2 separate regions of the Mus musculus genome follow, and region 1 is linked to region 2. The links are chromatin loops, found by intact Hi-C in ENCODE. Cell type or tissue: heart. All regions are shown on one strand.

The links. Peaks named below come from ENCODE experiments on the same cell type or tissue, not always from the same donor. Only the 100,000 strongest peaks of a DNase experiment are listed, where the experiment ranks them.
Region 1: a loop joins it to region 2, with 2.2 times the contacts of the local background. A loop is called at or near these places in 6 of 42 quality-filtered maps.

Annotation. Positions count from the first base shown.
Region 1 is chr5:112,934,738-112,939,737 of GRCm38, reverse strand. It overlaps Grk3 (G protein-coupled receptor kinase 3), which reads left to right. Exons shown (of 21, transcript NM_177078.4): 13 at 1,922-2,029. Among named protein-coding and RNA genes, the nearest start is that of Myo18b, 41 kb to the right of the region's middle. In heart, no CTCF peak of the experiment used is centred here; no DNase peak of the experiment used is centred here; H3K27ac peaks cover 604 bases.
Region 2 is chr5:113,012,013-113,017,012 of GRCm38, reverse strand. It overlaps Grk3 (G protein-coupled receptor kinase 3), which reads left to right and starts at 1,475. Exons shown (of 21, transcript NM_177078.4): 1 at 1,475-1,646. The coding sequence starts at 1,534. In heart, a CTCF peak has its summit at 2,383; DNase peaks (open chromatin) are centred at 1,182, 1,422 and 2,108; H3K4me3 peaks cover 2,043 bases; H3K27ac peaks cover 1,588 bases.

The DNA of each region.
Region 1 (5,000 bases), 77 kb after region 2:
GCTTCAGGTCTGACATGTTGACAGTGGACACTGATCCTCTCAAATAGCATTCACAAAGACATTGGATTGAGGATACCAGGCTCCTGGTACTGGGCCACCACTTTATGCAGATAAAGGCACAGGGAGCATATCTTTAAAAATTTTTTTTCTTTTGAGGCATTTTGTGGCTGGGGCTGAATGAAGGCTTTGGAGCCACAGACCTGGGTTTGAGTTCTTTCCTCCTGTCATATCTATTCTCTCTTGCAACAAGGAGAAGATGGCAGTTTTGTGCCATCCTGTGACAGTTTCGGGCATGAGTCTGTGTACCTGCTGGACCTGGATCCTAGATCCTAGCCGGCTGCATTCAGTATGGTGCCTTCACAAGCCCCCATGCATTATGGGCATTACTAGCCATTGTTGACAGCGTGCAGATTGAGGTGCAGAGAAATAAAGTTGAGTCGTGGGCATACAATGGGGCTGAGTCATGGGAGCACAGTGGGGCTACAATTGTAATTCCTCTGTCCCGTGTAGATGCCGTGCTCCAGGTAGAGAAAACTCCCTGCCCCAGGCTCCGAAGCCCTCTGCCTTCAGAGATGCATCGGGTTAAGATGTGTGGCCTGGATCCCAGCCAGCCCCTCCGTTTTCTTTTGTTCAAAGCCACAGACATGAATCTTGAGCACTAGCTTTTGACCCCTGGGCTGCAGGCTCTCAGGTTATGGTCAGCGTGAATGTATCTTGGAGGAGCCCCTGGCAGATGGAAAGAAAAACTTCCGGAATTGAATGCATTGCCTGCGACTAGTTTGAGCATGTGCTTGCTTGATGGAGGAGTGCAGAGCTTACCTTGCTAAACTGTACCCCTGTGTTCTCAGTGGCCCATCAGCGAGCATCTGGCTGCCATGCAAGCCATTGAGAGAAACCCCAGTGGCAGTAGTTCTGGTTGACTCCAGAGAACACCTGCAGAGCCTACCCATCCATATCAGCCTGTTTGATTTCTGTGGAAGATGTCCCTCCACTCCCAAATTGGGGTTCAGTCATGGATACCACCCAAAAGTCACCTCGAAGGGCTTTCAGGCAAGGCTGAAACTCAACTCTCCCAGAAAATGTCTTAGAAGCCCTGGCAGAGGTCTCTTCTCTTCCCCGCACGGCTCTCTTGATTTTATGCTGGCGCCTTATAGAGAGCCAGGCTGGCTGTGATCTGTCAGCACCCATACCATGTGCTATACAGCTTCTCCCTTAGGCTCCAGTGATTGCCCGTGATCCTACTGGCCAGGGGTTTCAAAGGGGTGTGACTAAGCAAGTCAAGTAGCACTTACCACAGGGAACCTGGGATTTGAACCTGCCTTCTGTCCTGCATGGGGTCAGTTCACCTCCTGGGCCATGTGATGCTGAGCCCTGGCCACACCTGCATCCCCTCGGGGCTCATTCATCCTCTCATTGAAGACAGATCGTCTGCAGATAAGGGCTTTGTTCTCTAGGTCCCTCTGACAAACCTTGGGGCACAGTGTATGAGCCCTTGGGTCTTCATGGTTGGACACCCACCTAGCACCTAGCTGGCCAGATCAGTTGAATCGACCCTGGTGGTTGGTGGGGTGACATGCCTCAGCCATCACATCCCGTGAAGGCCAAATTGCTTTCCTGTCCCATGGGAACTCACTGTTGCCTCCTGCTGCAGGGTGCTCAGTACAGTGTGTGTGTGTGTGTGTGCATGTGTTTGTGTGTGTATGTGTGTGTATGTATCTCTGTGTGTGTATCTCTGTGTGTGTATGTGTCTGTATGTGTGTGTCTGTGTCTGTGTGTGTATGTGTGTGTGTGTGTGTGTGTGTGTGAGTGCACATGCCCTCTCCTTTGTGCTCTCTCTTTGTGTCACTGCCCTCTTGCAATGGGTCAGCCTCCTGATTTCTGAGTGAGTGTACTCCTGTGACCATCTCCTTTCCCTCCCCAGGGGCACCCATGGGTACATGGCTCCCGAGGTGTTGCAGAAGGGAACGTGCTATGACAGCAGCGCCGACTGGTTCTCCCTGGGCTGTATGCTCTTCAAGCTTCTGCGGGGGTGAGTGGAACGCAGACGTCCCGTCCTGGGGATACTTGGATTGAGTGTAGCTTCCTGGGTGGAGGTTAGCTCCGTGGTAGAGGACTTGCTTCATGAACCTGGCGCCCTGGGTTCCATCCTCAGGAACCCAAGTATTTCCACTGTCGGCAGTGTTCTGAGACTAGGCAAAAGTATTAATGCCATGGATGTCTGGAGAAGGGGGGATTGGTCTCCCCACCCCAACTCCATGTACAGATGACTCCTGAGCCTTGAGCATCTGGGGAGTTGTGGGCTGTGTGTGAAAGAGCCAAAGTAGCACTTCCTGAAAAGTCTGCATTTCTCCCTGAGCCTGCTGCAACTGTGTCTGATGCTGACCCTTCCTGCTAGGCTGTGTTCTAGGCTATGGGGAACGATGAGCTGGACCTTAGGGGAGTGCGCCCCAAGGCGTGTCCTCCTACTGGATGGCTGACAGCTTTGCTCATACTTGTGTGCCTTTCTAGAGGTTTCAGCTGGTTTTAACTGGGAGTGTGAGTCTAGAGGAGCCCAGGTGTGTCCTCCATTTTCACTAAAAGGTCAAAGAAAGGCTCTCGTCCCCACTTGCTATCCAGATTCCCCTCTTATCAGTTGCCTACAAGCCTGCTCCCACAGCTCTCTGTGGGCTCACTGTGCCCCTGGGAAAACTCACTGAGTGTACCGTGGTCACTCTATGTCGTATTTGGTGAGTTTGAAGAGCTGTTGAACTCCAACAGCCCTCCCAACTTGGCTCCAAGTACGACTCAGTACATCCTGGGTGCTTCTGTAATCCAATTCTGCTGTGCCCGTTGTATAACCCGAGAATCTAAAATTATATTACCACTGAGAAAGTCGGGTCTGTTATTCCATAATTGTGTTACCAGTACCATGTTGGTGGAGCCCAGGCGCCCTTAATTTCCTCGGCCAGACTAGCTGACCTGATTAGCATTTATGCTAGCCATAGGAAGTCATTTCCCAGGGAGGACCCCTTTCTCTCCACCCCACCCCCACTGCAGTCACCGCAGATTCAGGGAGACACCCAGGAGCCCCTCCGGTTCCCTCTGGAGATGCAGAGTCTGAGCTTCGAGAGTCCAAGTTGACTCACAGGATACAAGATATGAGAGTCCCCAATAAAGTGCCCCAGGGAACCAGTGCAAACCTGGCAAGGCTACGATTTGCTTCTTCGTTGCCCTCCCTAGCTGTTTATAAAAACAGCCCATGCTTGTAGCCTGGAGAGGGTCCGAGATCACATGACTTTGTGTCTGAAGAGTCAGCTCTTCTAATTATCACCTCCGTCCTGTGCAGCTGTGATTTGTGCATCTCAGGGTGAGTTTTACAGAGCCGAAGTTTGAGCTGAGTCTGTCTCAATGAGAAGATAAAAGTCCTTGACAGAGTCCTCCTCTCCTGTGGTGGGAGGTTTTTTTGTCACAGACCCAAAGGCCTCTGAGGATGGTCCTAGGGACAATTGTGGAGAGATGTGGGAGAGCTGAAAGCCAGAGAGAGTGGGCACAGCTCGAGTGACCAAAATGCCAGACTGCAGACCTTAAAAAGAGCATCTCACGGAAGGCTGGTTCAGGCAGGAAAAACACTGGCCTGGCGAGGTGGCTCAGCAGGTAAAGGTACCTGTCACCAAGCCTGAGGACCTGAGTTCAATCCCTGGGATTCACATGGTGAAGGAGATGAACCCACTCATGAAAGTTATCCTCTGACTTCCATAGCCCCCCCCCGTGCACAGGTGCATATGTACACGTACACACACACACATGCATGTGTGCACATGCACACATGCATACTTGCATACACACACATACACCAATGCACACATGCATGTGTGCACATACACACACTCATACCTGCGCACACACACTTCCAACACACATGCATGTGTGTGCATACACACATGCATCCTTGCACACGCACACACGCACACACGCACACACACACACACGTGGGGAGAATGAGTGTAAACAAGGATAAGACTGAAGACATCATCGAAGAATCTTTTATGTGTGCAAGCCTCTAGCTGCCCAAGGACTGTTGGACTTTTTCCATAGCCAGTTCCAGGTCATTGTCTCCAGATCATTTCCTGAGTCCGGAGGAAGAATCTCTGGCATGTCTGGAAAATGGGCTTTGATGCATCCTCCCCACCCAGCTTCTCTCTCCTCTGCTTACCCAAAAGCCCTTCCAGGCAGTGGTATAGCACCACAAGCAAAGAACAGTAAATGAGTTCCGACTCCGATGATTTAAGCTTGATATGCATTTATTGAGTACTTAGGGCACACGAGGGGCTTTGCTCGATGCAGAGGAGAGGAGGACAAGGGAGAGGGTGGGCTCCCCTGAGTCCTGGGAGCTCGGAAGCTCAGAAATGGGAGACCCATTCTGACCAAGTGGAGTGACTGTGGGAGATGGTTCTCTCAAGCTGGAGAAGATGTTTCAGGGACAGGTGCAGCTCACCATTGGGATCCAGCGAGTGGTAATTGCTGTCTCAGATAGGGAGTGTTAGAGGAAGCAAGGAAGACCCCAGAGAGCATTTGTGTATGCTATGGAGCATGGTGGCCTTGTTTCCTGGTGGTGGGTACTGAGAGTTTTTAAAGGGATGACAGAGCCACGCGATCTGCAGAAAGATGATCCTGGAAGTCCCATGTGATGGTTTATATATGCTTGGCCCAGGGAGTGATACTATTAGGAGGTGTGACCTTGTTGGAGTAGGTATGGCCTTGTTTGAGTAGGTGTGTCACTGTGGGTGTGGGCTTAAGACCCTCAGACCCTCATTCTAGCTGGCTGGAAGTGAGTATTTTGCTAGCAACTTCAGATGGAGGTGTAGAACTCTGAGCTCCTCCTGTACCATGCCTGCCTGGATGCTGCCATGCTCCCACCTTGATGATAATGGACTGAACCTCTGATCATGTAAGCCAGCCCCAATTAAATATTGTCCCTTATAAGACTTGCCTTGGTCATGGTGTCTGTCCACAGCATTAAA
Region 2 (5,000 bases):
ACCTACCACAACTTGGAAAAGGAACATGACAAGACAAAAAAAATCTTACTAGGTCAAAAAGGACCAAAATCAATCAATCAATCAATCAATCAATCAATCAAAAATGGGGAAGGTGGGAGGGTTATTTGTTATCTGATCATCTGAGGATCCCAGATGATTAAAAAAAACAACAACAACATTTTGGAAGAAACAATATTCAGACATGAAGGAGCAATGTGTTTTGGGGGGAACTTACCCCTCTCTCCTCACTGGGTAGACAAGGCATCTATGCTCCCATATTTGGGTGAAAAAGTGAATGGAACTGGCAAATTCAACTGAAGGCTTGGCTCTCCCTGTCTCTGCCCCATTATACAGTGGGCACTATAGCGGTGATGTGGGCTGTCTGTGGCAGACCCAACTCCTTCAGGATGTTCCCACCCCTTCCCACCTATACCTTTTCTAGTCCCTCTAAATACTGTGCCTTGGGGATTGAGAAACTTCTGGTAAAACTAGTCCTTTGGGAAACAGAATAGACAGAAAACAAAAGCAGGAGAACTAATCAAAAAACGTGACTGTAAACCCCCAACAGTTCACTCTAACCCTGGCCAATCCCGGGTTCACAGTGATGTATGGCAATTTGGATAAAGGCCCTGCAAGCTTATGATGTCTGCAGATTTCCTGATCCCTTAACAGGTACCACATGGATTTTGAATGTGGACCCCTGTGCCCAGCTGCAGAGAAATGAAATAGTGACCTAGGCAGGGTTGGGAATTCCCTACTGCCCAGAATCAAGTCTCAGCCCTTCCACTTCCCTGAAAACCCAGGAGGCTCTGCACTCTCATAGGGGCACTTCCTCTTGTGGTTCTTGAGTTGGTAGAGAGCCTGCAGAAGCTAGGATACCTTAACCCCCCCGCCCCCCAACTGGACACACACCCTGAGGCCTTTCACCTGAATGCAAGCCAGTTATGACCTTGAACCTAGAGTGCTTCCATCAACTGGGTCCCCTGGGACAGCGCTGCTCCAGGGCAGGACTCTCACCCCACTTCACCCTGCATGGCGGGAGCCAAGCAACTTTCTCTTCTATGCTGGTGTCTCTTGGCTTGGTTCTCAGAGGGAGGTCTAGGGTGGGGCTAATGGCTGGAGACACCCCCTGCTGTAGCTCTGACCTCTATTTGGCAATCATTCGAAAGAGCAGGTGGGACTACTCCAGGATACCTCTTGAAGCGTCCTCTCCAGGACAGTGTGCTATTGGAGACCTCCTGGAGTGTCCACTCAGTACTGGGCATCTGGACTGTGCTTAGAGAGCTAAGGGTGAGAAAGAGAGGAAAAGGAGGAGAGGAGAGAGAAGAGAGGAGGAGGGAGAGGGAGAGGAGGAGGGAGAGGAAGTCCCTGGTGCCTGAGAGGCTGGGTCAGGAGCGCGTGGCCGCGGACGGTTGGGGGCGCGCCGGGCTGGGGCGCGGAGCCGCGGAAGGGGCGGTGCGTCGGGGTCCGCGTCGGGGTCGCGCGTCGGGCGCGCCGTGGCCCCGTCGGGGCGGCGGGAGCTGCGGAGCCGCCATGGCGGACCTGGAGGCCGTGCTGGCCGACGTCAGCTACCTGATGGCCATGGAGAAGAGCAAGACGGCGCCGGCCGCGCGCGCCAGCAAGAAGGTCGTCCTGCCGGAGCCCAGGTACTGCTCTGGCCCTCTCCGCCCTATCCAGTCTCCTTCGGTTCTTTCCCTCCCTCTCAGGTCCCTTCCGGATCCCTCCTGGTCCTCTCCCTCACCTTCCCCCTCCCCCCCCTCCCCCGCCAGTTCCCTCCAGTCCCCTCTTGTCCCCTCTGGTCCTCTCCCTCCTTTTCTGGTCCGCCCGCCAGTCCCCTCCGTCCCGCTGTCCCAGGCTGGTTGCAGGGCTGTCTGTCTCTCAGCCCCCCTGCCCCTGTCCTCTGGCCCCTTGCAGTAGTAAGTAGACCTTGAGTTCTCAGTTCTGTCACCAGCGCCATTACCTGAGCCACTTTCCTCAACTTGGACCCCTGGCGGCCTGCCCTTTCTGGGAAGGATGACAGGAGAGCCACTTGAGCCTAGCCTGGTCTTGCAAGACTGGAGGTTCCCGCTGCACCGGCTCCGGCTGGCCGCTCGCTGCCAAGTTGCTCTTAATATCACGACTGATTTATTATTGATTTTTCTGAGGTGTGATGGCCTCTTAGAGCTGTACTTGTCCCGGGGAGTTCTAGGCGGTGTTCCAGAGTGGGGCTGTGTGTCACTTCTTAATTGACCCCACTGCCAGTTGCTTAGCTGGTGTGGCTTCCTTGAGTTGATGAAAAAATTGGCTCGGACTTTACAGCCACCCCTGAACCATGCAATTCTGTAAGGCTCTAAACCAAAGCTGCATCCCCTTTCAAATGGTCAAGCGTGACACGCCCATGTGGCGGCAGTGTTACCTACCTTCATGTGAGAGAAAATATACACATTTACTCGTCTAATTTTTTGAGGTCCTGGAGATGGGACCCAGGGCTTCACACACGCCAGGTAAACCGTCTGTCTCCTTAGCAGTATGCATAGCCCTCAGAGAACCTTTCAATACCGAACAATGGTCAGATTATTATTTTTTTTCCCGATCGTGTTTGTGAGCCCCGTGATCCAGGAAACATCAAATCCCCGTGCCGTGTTTGCTAGGAAGAGTCACACTGTACACACAGCTGCGCTGGCTGGGTATTTTTGGCTTGCCTTCCCTTGCAAGCCTTGGCCCTTCGCTGTTTTTTTTGGGGGGTGTGTTGCTCCTTGCGGAGTGGAGCAGGCACAAGGGGACACTTGGGTGGACTGGACAGTGCTTGCCTTCCTGGAGTTCAGCCTGTCTGAGACTCACTGAAAACAGGACTTGATTGAAATCTTCAGTAAGTGGGAGGGACCAGACCCAGGGCTCCCCAAGTCACAACCAAGCAAGCTTCAGTAGAAAACTTTCCCCATTGGGAAGGGGGACATGAAAAAGCTTCATTCCATTCTCTCTTCCCTTCCCTCTGCCCCCACCCTGTGAGGGGCAGGGAATCTTAACTATGTATGGTTTCTATATATAAAACCAACAAATCACAACTCATAGGGAGCTTTATGGGAGAGGGAGTATATAAGATGACTAAAATTAGGAATGTCTGTCCGCTCATCATCATTTTTTTTCTTGGTGTTTTTAACCTAGCTGGGCTGCTCTGTGCATGCTTGCTTGCTCTTGGCTGCACACCCTAGCGCCCAAGGCCCTCACTTCTCTGTACAATACCCCTCTGCTTTGACAAGGTCTTTGGTGATACTTTGTTTCAAAGGAGATGTGGTGTGGCTGAGCCTGTGAGTCCTGAGGTTGAGGAACGTCTAAGGGAGCATCAAGTTAGGGTGGGGTCCTTTGAGGACCGCTGTTCTGTAGCTGTTTTTTCAGGTAGACTCTTGAATTAGACCATCTGTCCCCCGCTCCAGGAGTCTAGTCTGTTGCCTGTTTGTCTCAGTGGCTTCAGCCCCCAAGCAATAACCAACAACTCAACCACAGACGATCCTGGTTCCTTGTAAGGACTTGGCTGTTGGAAGAGGGGATGGTGCATTTGAACTTGCCCCTTGGTCGTTCACTATTGATTTTTTTTTTTAATTTCTAACTAATTATCTGGTCACCCCCAGTCTTTTTTGTGCTTCCTTCTCTCGGTGACTTCGCCTCTTCCCAGTCTTCAACAGACGACCGTATCTCACTCATTACAACAAGACAGGTCTTCCGGTCCAGCCTCTCTTCCTGGAACATCAGGCACAAGGGAAGACTTAGCCTCCCGTGAGGAGGCAAGAAGCAAATGTTTTGTTACATTGACACATGATTCAATTAACAGGCCGGTGGGTGTAAATCCTCTGAAGGCGGTCAAATCACATCTCTTTAGTCCACCCAAACATTTGTTGAGCTGATGGAGCTGATAATGGGGCCCATTGAAGGTGGGGGCCATGACCCTTGCAGCCCCATTAGCCAGGGTGTTTATATACTGTGTCCTTTGTCTGCTGTGGGGATGAGAATGAACTGGCTTTGTAGACCGTGGTTCTGATGAAACTGGGTCTAACTCATGGGCGAAGGCCCAGGGAGTCCGTTTCTAAGTCCCGCCATGGCTAAGACAGCTCTTCGCACTGGGTCCATTTCTCTGATAACCTTTCTCGAACACAATGTTACTGAGTTGACTTGAAGTCACACATGGCTGAAGGGAGTTGGGTTGAAGGTCACGTGTTCCCCTGAGACCCATTCTGTTTAGTGGATGCTAACAGTGTTGGGCTTTCCACTGGGAGACAGCTCTTGTCAATCATTCAGGCCAATAACTGCGGGAGCAGAAAGAACACAGCTTGAGCCATGGGTTTGCCTAGGATGTGTAGAAATTAAAGGACAACTGTGGCCATCGGTCCACACTGCCCAGCTTGTCTGAGTCATGTCTTGTTTATGCTGGGACGTCTTGTTCATGAATGGAACAGTTGACCCACACGCTTCTGGCTTTTTCCTGTCCCTATCTGCCATCTTGCTGTAACAGTAACACTGAAATTACAGACAAATACTACCTTGTCCATTCTTCTGTGGGTTCCAGGGATCGGTCTCAGGGACTCACACCCTTGGTTTACTTCTTAAGCCATCTCCCCTGCCTGTTTATTGTTTCTGACCCTAAATTGGTAGCCATTCTGGACCCATTTCTCAGAAGCTGGTATGGGGAAGTACTGATGCACTGTATAGCTTATCCGGAGAGTCGTCTGATAGGAGAGACTTGGGGGGTGGACCTGGGCAGGCATCGTTTGCACTCTCTGGTTCTGTATTCGTGGAACACATTATGGTTGTGAAGTGCTTTCTCGTGACTTGTGAATCAGTTGTCCAGGCTTGGCAACGCTTAAGTGTCAAGGCTGTTCATGACTCCTGTGTGTCAGGCTACTCCTGTGACCGACCTGGAAAGGGTGTGGCCATCTGCCCTTTCACGCTGTGGTCACTGGAGAGAGCCTTCCTTGTTCAACCTTTAGGACTTCCCCCTGGCTTTGTTCTGTGCACACAACCAAACA